2 separate regions of the Mus musculus genome follow, and region 2 is linked to region 1. The links are chromatin contacts, found by Hi-C or POLR2A ChIA-PET in ENCODE. All regions are on one chromosome and are shown on one strand. The core of a region is the stretch at or near the end of the contact, and the rest is flanking DNA. Distances in the headings are between cores, read along the strand shown. Region 1 has its middle 18 kb from the start of Rtp1. Region 2 holds the start of Masp1 (mannan-binding lectin serine peptidase 1).

What was found. Hi-C counts contacts between places; a loop is a spot of excess contacts on that map. ChIA-PET counts read pairs that join two places held with the same protein, here RNA polymerase II (POLR2A).
Region 2: a loop to region 1 is called in a map of T-helper 17 cell, with 2.0 times the contacts of the local background. The contact joins the promoter of Masp1 here to the enhancer-like site in region 1. A Hi-C loop is called at or near these places in 1 of 37 maps with a recorded cell type or tissue (T-helper 17 cell). POLR2A ChIA-PET finds 5 or more read pairs at or near these places in 1 of 5 experiments (Patski).

Annotation. Positions count from the first base shown.
Region 1 is chr16:23,444,103-23,449,469 of GRCm38, forward strand. No RefSeq gene overlaps it. Among named protein-coding and RNA genes, the nearest start is that of Rtp1, 18 kb to the left of the region's middle. Within about 2 kb of position 1,318, at least 1 of the 3 ENCODE cell types and tissues checked has a DNase peak (open chromatin) inside an H3K27ac peak, as active enhancers do.
Region 2 is chr16:23,519,496-23,525,150 of GRCm38, forward strand. Masp1 (mannan-binding lectin serine peptidase 1) reads right to left here and starts at 1,320. Exons shown (of 11, transcript NM_001359083.1): 1 at 1,051-1,320. The coding sequence starts at 1,055. It also overlaps a transcript of Rtp4 not described here.

The DNA of each region.
Region 1 (5,367 bases), core at 68-2,567:
TAGATGATGCTAAATATCCAGAGACAGTGGCAGCACACAGATAGGGAAGAGTACCCAGGACTGGAGTGTGGGGCTCTCCAGACAGAGGTGGAGAAGATGGAGGAACTCATAGGAGAGATCATGAAGATGGAGGTGCAGGAAGCATTTATGATAGAATGTCTGAACCCAGAAATAGAGCTAGGACCGGGCTCCAGGTCTTCACAGTCAGCCGCAGATCTCTCTGCCCTGGCACAAGTCACCTCCTCTCATGGCACAATCTCACGGCTTGGCTTGGAACCCTGTTGGGATTCCTCACACAGGACAGTATTTCATCACTTCTGAGCGGGACATGGACTTGTGTCTATGTTTTTTTCCCCCAGTGTGTTTGAAGTATTTCATAATTTAAAAATGTACTGAAATAAAAATGACTTAGTGGGAGGCCTAGACTGCCAATTAGGAATTGAGCACACAAGGTCACAGCAAGACAGAAATGTTGTGGAGTTGTTTAAAGGAACAAATTCAGTTGTTATGGGTCCCATTGGCAGGCCTGAAGCATGTATGGTATTTAAAGGACATGGATTAAATAAGCCACATGGTTGTAGGAGTTGGGAAAAATAATGTCACATGATAAATAACCCAAGGGAAGATAAAAGTCCTCATCATCTAACTGGGTCAGCAGCTTCAGAGACCTGGAACCTGGGCTGAGTCTATATGGAACCTGAGAACTCCAGGGTTTGCTCTGATTGGTGCTTGATTATCACTATAGAGTGGAAGAACATAACTTCCTCATCAGTTAGTATCAAGTTACTGCAACAAAGTAGCTGGTGCAGGATATTTAGGGGAAAAAAAGGCCCATTTGGCTTAAGGTTCTAAGAAGCTCAAGGGCATGGCACTTTCTTTGATCTAAGGCAGTGGCTGATGACGGTAGAACGTGTGTGTTAGAGTGAGCACAAATATCCTAAAAGGCGGTGAATGGATCACCACAACCTTTTGAGGGCACAGCCCCGCCGACCAAAGCACTAAGTCCAATCTCCTAAAAATTCTCCCCCCTCTGAACAATGCTACCCTGCAGCCTCTTCTGTCCCTGTTTTTTTTTTTTTTTTTTACTAACTGAGTAACTTCAATCCAAGTCATAAGTCTGGGACAAACAGGCTCCCACATTCTTCAGAGGTTACATTCTGGCAGAATAGTCTAGAACAGTGGCTCTCAAATGATGTTCATTAGAACCACATGGACATCCTCAGAACCTCCAGTGTTCAGGCCTTATGCCAGCCACCCCAAGGGTGAACATATGAGCAGGGGATTCTATCCATAGCCACGCTTCAGAGACCTCTTATTTTGTAGGGGCTAGCAAAAGGACTAACAGAAGCAGTGGGGGAAGGGCACCCCTGCCTGTTCTGACCTGTTTGTCACTCATCATGTATGCCCTGGGCACCACTTGGACTAGACACACCTTCTCATTGTCGCAACATGCTTTGTCCCCCATTTCTCTGGGGGAACTCCCTCGGAGCCTTTGTGATCTGCCTTGATGTTGAAACGGTCCTGGCTTCTTCCCTGTGATCAGAAGCTCATTGCTGGGAAATGAGCCTGTGTTCTAGCATCCAAATGACATTTTCTTGATCTCTTTGGGAAAAAAAAGACCAATGCATACCAGATGCAGGAGAGCACTACAAAGGCCCTGTTTGTCTCCTTGTCTCAGGCTCAGAGTAGCCCACGCTTCCTTGAAGCGTGATGCCAGTAGGCAGAGAAAGACCAGAGACCTGGAAAAGCATCACTCCTTTGGGGTTTGGTCCCTGCTCTGTTTCTTCTTCTGCTAATGCTCTCTGAAGCATTCACAGAGGATGAGATCTTCTTCAGGCCTGGCCCTAGGTTCTCGGCACTCCAGATGCCCAATACTCTCCTTCCCATGGATTAGATTTCAATGCAGAACAATAGATTTCTTGCCTGATGTTCTGAGGCCATCTTGAATCTGTGTTCATTCTCTACACTGAAACTTCATTTGAAGGATGAACTGATCATACATCTTCTTGGTTCACAAAGCTCAAGTCTTTCCTTAACCCAAACCCAAAGCTTCTAGGGCCGTTCATAAATCCTACAGCACTCGGTCTCCCTAGATGGTGTAGTGTTCTTTCTTCTGACTTATCTGTCTCTTCAGGGACAGTTTCCCCTAGATACCCAGGGACACCATGTCACTCAGTTTCCTTCCAGGGACCTTTCACCTCCTTGTGCCCCCATATGATGCTCCCCAGTTTCTGAGGTGCTTTCCTTGTCTTAGTTTCTTACTGTAGAAGAGTTCTGTTCAGTAGACACTACAGCAGAAATACCCTAGCAATGGCATTGCTGCTGAGTCACAGAAATGTTCTGGATCACAGTCTAGAACACCGGGGGACCTTGCCCCATCTCTGTCTCCTCTCATCTGAGTAAATGGACTCAAAGGCTGAGCCTGGGAAATACTGGCTCTCATATTCTTCTGGGAGGGGCATGCCGTATGGGCCGGATAACTTGGAACAGTGATTCTCAGACTGGATGCCTAGTAGAATCATCTAGGCATCTTCTAAGAAGCACCAGTGCTCAAACCTTACAGCAGACGGGAGAAGGACCCAGGAGTCTATGTCCTTAAGGTCCCCCTGTGACCACTGTGTGTTGCCTCATTTCTCAAAAGTTGGTGTGCCTGTCCAGGGATTAATCCCCAGAGTTCATCAGAAACTGCTTGCAAGTCCTGGAAGGTCACTTAATTTTTAAAGACTCTGTTTTAGAATGGCTTTTCATTTATAAAGGTTGTGACGATGGCACAGAGAGTTATGGTGTCTCTCATACTAGTAGTATCTGCTTCGGACATGCTGTCTATCCTTTAGAGCAGTGGTTTTGCTATAATAAACGAACCAACACAGATAGATCGCTCACAATCAAATCCACACTTCGTTAGAATCTCCTTAGTGTTTGCTTCCTCCAGGCCCACATTCCAGGATCCCATATAAGATGCAATTGTTTGTGAGGTCTACTATATGAGTGTCTCAAACTAAGTGGGTTTTTTATTAGATATTTTCGTTATATACATTTCAAATGCTATCCCGAAAGTTCCCTATATCCTCCCCTCCCCACACCCTGCTCCCCTACCCACCCACTCCTGCTTCTTGGCCCTGGCATTCCCTTGTACTGGGGCATATAAAGTTTGCAATACCAAGGGACCTCTCTTCCCAGTGATGACGGACTAGGTCATCTTCTGCTACATATGCAGCTAGAAACACGAGCTCCGGGGGTACTGGTTAGTTCATATTGTTTCAAACTAAGTGTTTTAAAGGCCTTTAAGATATGGTGATGAAGCCAGAGGCCTAAAATCAAGGTGCTGCCTGTCTTTATCTGTTCCTATTTTCTGGGGTCTTGGTGGCAGTCCTGGGCCACCTAAATTGTACCTGCAGGATTTTGTACCTACTGACATGGTGCTTTCCTCTGTGTGTGTCTTCTTCTCCTATGAGGATAACAGTTGCTCTGTCTCTAGGATGACCTCTTCTTAATTAATCACATTGGTAATGATGCTGTTTCGAAATAATTCACACGTAGAAGAACTGGCGTTTAGAGGGTCAATATCTTCTGTGGGTGCACAATACAACCCGTTATAAGCTTCTGTTGGTTGTGACATTTTAAAAATAACATCCCTGTCCCCCTTTTTGGAGACTTGAACAGTTTGGGGGTGCATTGGTCAGATGGTTTTCAGAATACTCTTCAGTTGCAATTTGTCTGATACGAGTTACAGAGTTTGTGGAGAAGAACAGAGAGATGCAGAGCCCTGTTCAGCCTCTCTATGGGTGCTTCTGCTGAGATCAACCTTCACTTCCTGACTGAGGTACGGTCCCCTGCTGTCTGCACCGTGGAGTAACTATGTTTTCTTCTCCTACCGTTCTTTTTCTTCCATGTGTGTGGTGGGGGATGGGACCTGATGTCTTGTGCTTGTTAGGTACGCGCTCTTCCCCTGAGCTACACCCAGCCCCATACCATGCTTTCTGGAAGCAAACTCTTATGCACTGCTCACCCTTAAGGGATGGCCAAGTCTCTTCACGGCAGACTTGTCTACACTCACAGTTTATGTGCTCACTAAACAATTTATTCATGAAGTATGTGCTCGAGGTTACCTGTTTTATATTTTGGATTATTATTCAATGTAACTTTGTTTTCTGGCTCAAATTGTTCCAGCTTTGTCCACTGGGGCGCTTTCAGTTGGGTCTTTGCCATTTGGAGATGTCCCACCATTGAGGACATTTTTGAATGTTTCCTTACTTTTTTCTGGCGCTGTAAGGCACTCCAGGCTTGTCTTGTGTATTTCATGCCCAAGTTCTAGCATCAGCTTCAAAGAGGGCCTTGTTTACTGGAGGATTATACAATACACCAAGATCTGGGGCCTTGGTTTGTTTATAGCTGTGTAAGTTTCTGCTTCTAGGTCCAGTCACAATCAGTTTGTGGTGCTTCGGATGGCTCACCGTAAAATAGGGGATCAGCGGAGTAATTTCATCATGGATTATTGTTGGAGTTCAACTAGAGAATGTGCAAATAAGAGTTTCAATATCAGTCAGCCCACTGTATACTAAAAAACATCTATGACTACTTCCAAAAGAACTTATATATTTGGACTAAGCTTCTAATTTCTCAATAGTTTTTCTCTTCTGCTGACTCATGGATTTAATAATCTCAAACAAGAGAAGGCAAGCATTTTCTTTTCAGTTTAATGAATAGACTGAAGTCAACCTTTGCTGCTTCAGAGCTTGTCTGTCGATTTAAAAGCCCATTCTAAACTGAGATTCGCTGTGCCTCTATTGGGAGCTACCCTGATTTCCTCTCTCAATATCTTGCTTACCTCGTGTTTGAAAATCATCTTAGAGGTGATAGGAGGTTTTTTATTTGTTTTTTCATTTGTTTGTTTGCTTGCTTTTTAAGTCATGCCTTTGTAGAATAGATTAACTTATAGCAAAAAGAAGGTACATATTCCAGAATGTTGACTATGCCAGGGTAGACAGACATTGAACATACAAACTCAAAACCAAACCCAAAACTTAAAACCCTTTCTAATCTGGATGTGGGTGGTATTTGAGAAATATAATTTATGTGCTGAGACATTGACTTTATGGTATCCTGATAATTTGCAGACAATGGTGATTTTTTTTTTGAAAAAATGAATCAATAGAACCAAAGACATGCTTTCGAATCTACAAGTCAACCTTCCCATCAGTTTTTCTCTTTTCATGGTACACTGATCCTAATCGAATAGAACAAATTTTTGAAACATGTAAACAACTTACCAGACCCATCAGTGCATGAAAAAGTCCACAAGCCAAACAGAGCTCTTTGACTCAATGCAGATGTTTATTGGAACGAATGTGTAGTTTCCCATAAGAA
Region 2 (5,655 bases), core at 70-2,569, 75 kb after region 1:
AAAATGAACAAAACCAAAGGACAACTTTACAAGATCAGAATGACGGAATGAACTTTTAGAGACAGCTCTTCCTCCTAGGCATAGGTCAATGCAATCCAAAGTTACACAGATGGAAGCTCACTCTTTATTGGCCCTGGACTGAGCAAGTTACCAGGTGACTGAAGAAAAGAAACAAATAGAAACTTTCCTGATTTAAAGGAAAGCGAATGGAAAATAGGTGTGTAGGGACTTAACACATCTCCAGAGTGTGTTTCCTTGCTCTTTTTGACACTTACAAGTGATAACAATAATTAGGATAGTTGGGGTTTCAGACTCTGGTAAAGCTTATAAGAAATGCCTGGTGAGGAACATGAAGGGACACAAGAAACAGGGAAGGTTGAAGAGCTTCAAGCCCATTAGAATTTAAAGTGGTAGGTTTCTGAATCCCACATGCTCCTTAAAAAAACTGTGGTGTCTCTTTAAGAGCCATTTGGTGCATTTCCTAGCCTGATTCATGTCACCAGCTGCCTCTGATTTCAGTGAGAAATGCAGAATTTATAGGGAACTGTAAAATGGGGACAGGTTTCTAGTTTTCTAAATTGAGGTTTAACTGGCAAACTTCTGAAGGCTCAAGAAACCACAAGTGAGGCTGTGGGGGGAACTGTTGTCTTTTCCGGTCAGAAAAAAAAAATATAAACACACAAACACATTATCTAACTCTCAAAGTGTTGGGAGAAAGAAATCAGTGCTCTTTGCCGAGCAGCAAAAAGAAGAATCAGCCTTGTGGGCAGGAGGAGGAGGAGGATCGCATTGGCCAGTAGGCAGCACCCTGTGCTGGCAGAGAGAGAAATCTGAGCCTCAGCCTCGCCAGGAGCAGGCTTTGCACAAACTATCTGGTTTCAAGTTGCGACTCTCCGGAGTCCCTGGGAAGGTGCCCCAGGGACAGGGCCCCCAGGATTGATGAGACTCCCCCATCCCCAGCCGCCCAGAGGATAAGCAGGTGAGTCTGCCTAGAGACAAGGTCAGACCCAGCGGGCTGCTCTCCACTCGGTCCCCTGACCAGGCACTCACCTCATTTTCCTGCTCTGTGAGCTCCTGGCTTTGGTTCCTTCTGCCAGACTTGTCTGTGAGCTCGTCCCAGTCCCCGGTGTGGTGTCAGCGATGCCTTATCTTTGTTCTGAGGTCCCTGTGTGTCTCTGGAATTGGCTGGCATTCTCCATTCAGGTCACGCCTTCTCCTGCCTGCAACAGATCCCCTCTCCCCCTCTCCCTCTGGCTTTCCCTCTCTCCTCTCTCTGTCTGAGCTTATGTACACTCGGAGGGACCTGACAGACTGTTTCCTTGCAAGATCTGTTAGCCAGTCCCCTCCTAGGGAGGGACTGCAGCCCTTGAGAAAAAAATCTGAGAGACTTAGAGGTGTGTGTGTGTGTGTGTGTGAGAGAGAGAGAGAGAGAGAGAGAGAGAGAGGAGAGAGAGAGAGAGAGTAATTTCTCTTCAGCCTCCCTTGCCTGATGGCTATAATTGTTCTACTTTAGGACCCCAGCAAAAGAACAATTAAACAGAAACAGCCAACTAAAAAGGCAGTTCTAGGAGATTATAAAAAAGAAGGCAGATTCCAAGCCTCAGCCTGTTCGTGGACATCCACAGGTTTTTTTTTTTTTTTTTTTTCCTTCTGAAAACCTCGTGGCTGGCCCCGCTGGTGAGGGAGCACCAGTTCCTGCAGTTGGCTACTTACTCTCCCCACTTGAAAGGCTGCTGCGTGGCACTGTCTAACTGCAAGCATGCAGAGATCTAATTTACCCAGTTGGGAAAAAGGCTTCAGCAAAGCCAGAGAGCCAGGTGCCCCATGCATCTAGAAAGAACTGTGCCTGTGTGCTGTCAGTGCCTCAGGCCCCATAGAGAAACGTACAGCAGATCTATGCTGAGCTGAGTAATAAGAGAGCCCTCTTCCTAAAGACAGCACCACATATAACCCTCTCCACAGCTAACCCCTACTGTAACTCCACCACAGTATCATCTCTGCAGTCCGACATCTCAGTCCGACAGAGGCCCTTCCACAGTAATAACCCCAACACACAAAAGTGGCAGCCTGCGCTGAAGGGCGTGTGAGGTGGGTGGGCCCGCTCACCTGCATCATTTCAGCGCCAGGCACAAACGCTGTCTAAATCACTTCCACAAACTTCTGAGGGTTCTCTCTGATGGATCTTTTCCAGGTGGGAAAATGATGTCTTAACAAGATTATAGGACTGGCCAAGGCATCCAGGATCCCACTACCACTTCTGGAGCCATTGCCACCTCAAGCCAGCTGTTAGAAGAGCCACTGGGCGCTAACCCTGGCCCCACTCGTTCCTTCGAGAACCTTGTCCAGGCCTGTGGTAGCATTATAACTCCAGTAAAGAAAGTGCCCAGAGGAAGTGGTCATACACTTAGGAAGGGAGGAAGAAGTCCATCTCTCATGGGTTCCATGACACCACGTCTCGGTAACGTATCACAGAGCACGTGGCGTTTGCAAACCACATACATCCACTAACAGAGAAACCGAGTCCTGAACTATTTCAAGCGCTTTAGATGCTGATCCAGACTTTAACGGTGATCTATGTTTTCTGACCAACCTGGCTGCGTACAGCACTGTTTCAGATCCCATCTCTTTGTTCGCTGAATGGAAACTGTAACGAGGCACAAGTGAGAATTTGAGGATGAGCTGCTTTTCAGTCATGCAGAAGGCCACCTGCCACCTGAATCAAGGTGCCAAACACATTCTCCACCCTGAGATAGCTCTCCTTGACGTATTTTGGGGGGAGCAAAGATTTGACATTTACTGTAACCCCTTCTTGTCTTTCCTCCAAGTTCTCCAGTTTAGCTTTCCTGAGTGCCAGCCTTGTGTGATTGGCATGATTATGAGGCTCTGGCTGATAATGTAGTGTAAGTGTGTGTGATGAGGAGGGAGGTTTGAACTCAGGCATTGCCCGAGAGAAATGGTCTCTGTTTCAGGCAGGACAAGAAAGAAAACCCTGTAAAATCTCCATTAAGCAGACTGTCAGGCTCTTTAGACATCAAATAACTCTCACAAAAAAACATTTTAATGATTTAAGTGTAAATGAATCAGAAACACATGGGCTGCATTTCTTTTGGAATACACAAGGGTTTTCAAACCAAAGGAGAAAGAACTTGGCAAGACGCACACAGTGCACAGTGGCCTTGCCCGGGGAAGGAGTCCGGCAATTCTCCCTGCAGCTGAGCCCACCCTCTCTGGAGTTAGCATATGTTAAGGAAAGGCGTTCACTCTAGATCTGGGCACAGAGGGAAGAGTTTGAGAGGGAAAGCCATAAGCTACCCCTTGTAAAGTGTCACAGAGAGCAATTAGACCTCCAGAAATAGCTTCTTGCCCTAGCTTTTTAAAGACTGCCAGTGATCAATGGGAGACACTTGAAGGGTATTCTGAGTGAACATTCTAGCAATTTGCAGCAGCTCTGCTATATGGCGTCCTTAGGTGTCAGCCAAGGCTCGGTTGGAGCTGCTGGAATGCACACAGTCACAGAGGTGCAGTGGAGGCTCTGGGTGTGTGACTCCTGCAGCTGCCCACTGGCTTGCACTATGCTTTTAATGAAGACTCCCTGAGGTGTCTCCATCATACCCAGGTGTGAGAGGATGGCCGTGCTGCTCTGGGGTTTGGAGCACTGGGCTGTAGTCCCAGTAGTTGCAGCTTCAGGCAAGTCACCTACTTTCTTTGTGGGGTATCAGTTCATTGAGTGTGAGCACATAGAACATGATGTGGGCTTGAGAAGATGCACGGATGAGAGGCTGCTCGCCTGCACTGAGGTAGGAGGCCAGAGGAACCCCACAGTGGTGTCGCTTGCTTTCCCTGTGGTTCTGACAGTGTCGTCATTCATTATTCAGAATCCTATCACGGCTATTAAGAAAAATTATGTTTGGAAAGATTCAATTAGTCTCTTTAAAAGTTTGACAAAAAGTGGCTTAAAATGCACACAAGGAACCAATAGTTCTTAGTTCTAAGCAAAGAAATGGGGACAACAGGGGTGAGCTCAGAGCCCTGGCCTTCTCGCCACAGTCAGGAAGCCCTATCTATCAGAAAGGCAGCTTATGTGAGAATGAGTCCTATAGTTTTCCTACCCTGGAACACCGGGGTTTACATTTTCTACCAAAGTATTTATTTTGTAGTGTCTGAGTGAAAGTTTCTGGAATGCTATGAATGTGTCAGAAAATGTAAAGAATTTGGTCAGTGGGTTGTTCTTTGGCAGGGCAGGGGTCAAAGTCTGAAACTCAGGCTTCCTTTTGAATATCTAAGAAATAAATAAAGAGCTTGAGGCAATTTAGAATCACAGATGTGGTGGAGCACAACTATAATCCCTGTTCCCAAAGGGCGGACAAGAAGACAGCAAAGTCAAGGCTAGTTAGGAGGCACAGTGACACCTGAATCAAAAACCAAAGCAAAACAAAAACTAAACGTTAGGTCGCTCAGCACCTCGACCAGGACAATGCCCAATACCATTACCTTCAGACTTTCCTGGTCATCACAACTGTGAGAAATTAAAAGAATGCCCATGCTTCATCCAGGGACACTCAAATTCACTTCAGTGTGGTTGCTGAATCTGACACTGTGAAACCCCGCCTGGCACGATTATACCATTTTTAATGCATACCTCATAAAGCATTATTATAAGTGGGATTATTTTCCTGATTCCTTTCTCAACACATATAGGAAAGGTACTGATTTTTATTTTGTTTTTGATCCTCCTACTTTCCTGTGTTTATCAGTTTTAAGGGTTTTCTGACAAAGTGCTTAGGGTCTTTCACACATAATGGACATTGTTTACTTACACATATGTTAAAAATAAACATTCTTCAATAGTAGTCCCAGGAAAGCTAGGTACTCTCAGGTAGGAGAATGGAACTAGATTCCCATTTCTCATGCTGTACAAAAATCAATTGAAAAGTGTCTCACACACACACACACACACACACACACACACACACACACACACACAAGGCTTCATGTAAGACCTGGAATTCTGATTCTGTTAGAGAAAAGCACGGGGAAGGTGTGTCAAGATATAGACACAGGGAAAGACTTTCTGAAAAGGCCTCTAGGAGCTCACAAAATAAAATCAAGAATTGACACATTATTTTGTGAAATTAATAGGTAGCTACAGAACAAAGGACATAATGTAAGGAGACAACAGAGAGAACGGGAGGAAATCTTTGCCACCTACCTGTCTGACAGGCTAATCCCTAGACTACCTGAAGAACTGAAAACCCTAAATGCTCCAAAGTCAAACATCCCAAGTAAACAATAAAATGAACAGACCGTTCACAAAGAGCCAGAGAACAAGTAGGAAAATATTCAGCATCCTTAGCCATCAAGGGAATTCATATTAAAATGTCATTGAGGTATATTCTATGTCATCTCAGTCAGAATGACCATTGTCCTGAAAAAGGTTAGACACTTTGAATTATTGTACTACAGTACAAAATTTTATATATTTATGATATGCAATATAATTTAATTAGATATATGGAATGCATAGACTCAACAAATTAACATATATATCTTCTGGAAGACTATCTGACAGATAAAAATTGATTCATGGTTTCATGAGGGACATGGAAGGTGGTGCTCTGTAGTGGAGGGAGCTTGTTACATTGCCACATGTAGGTA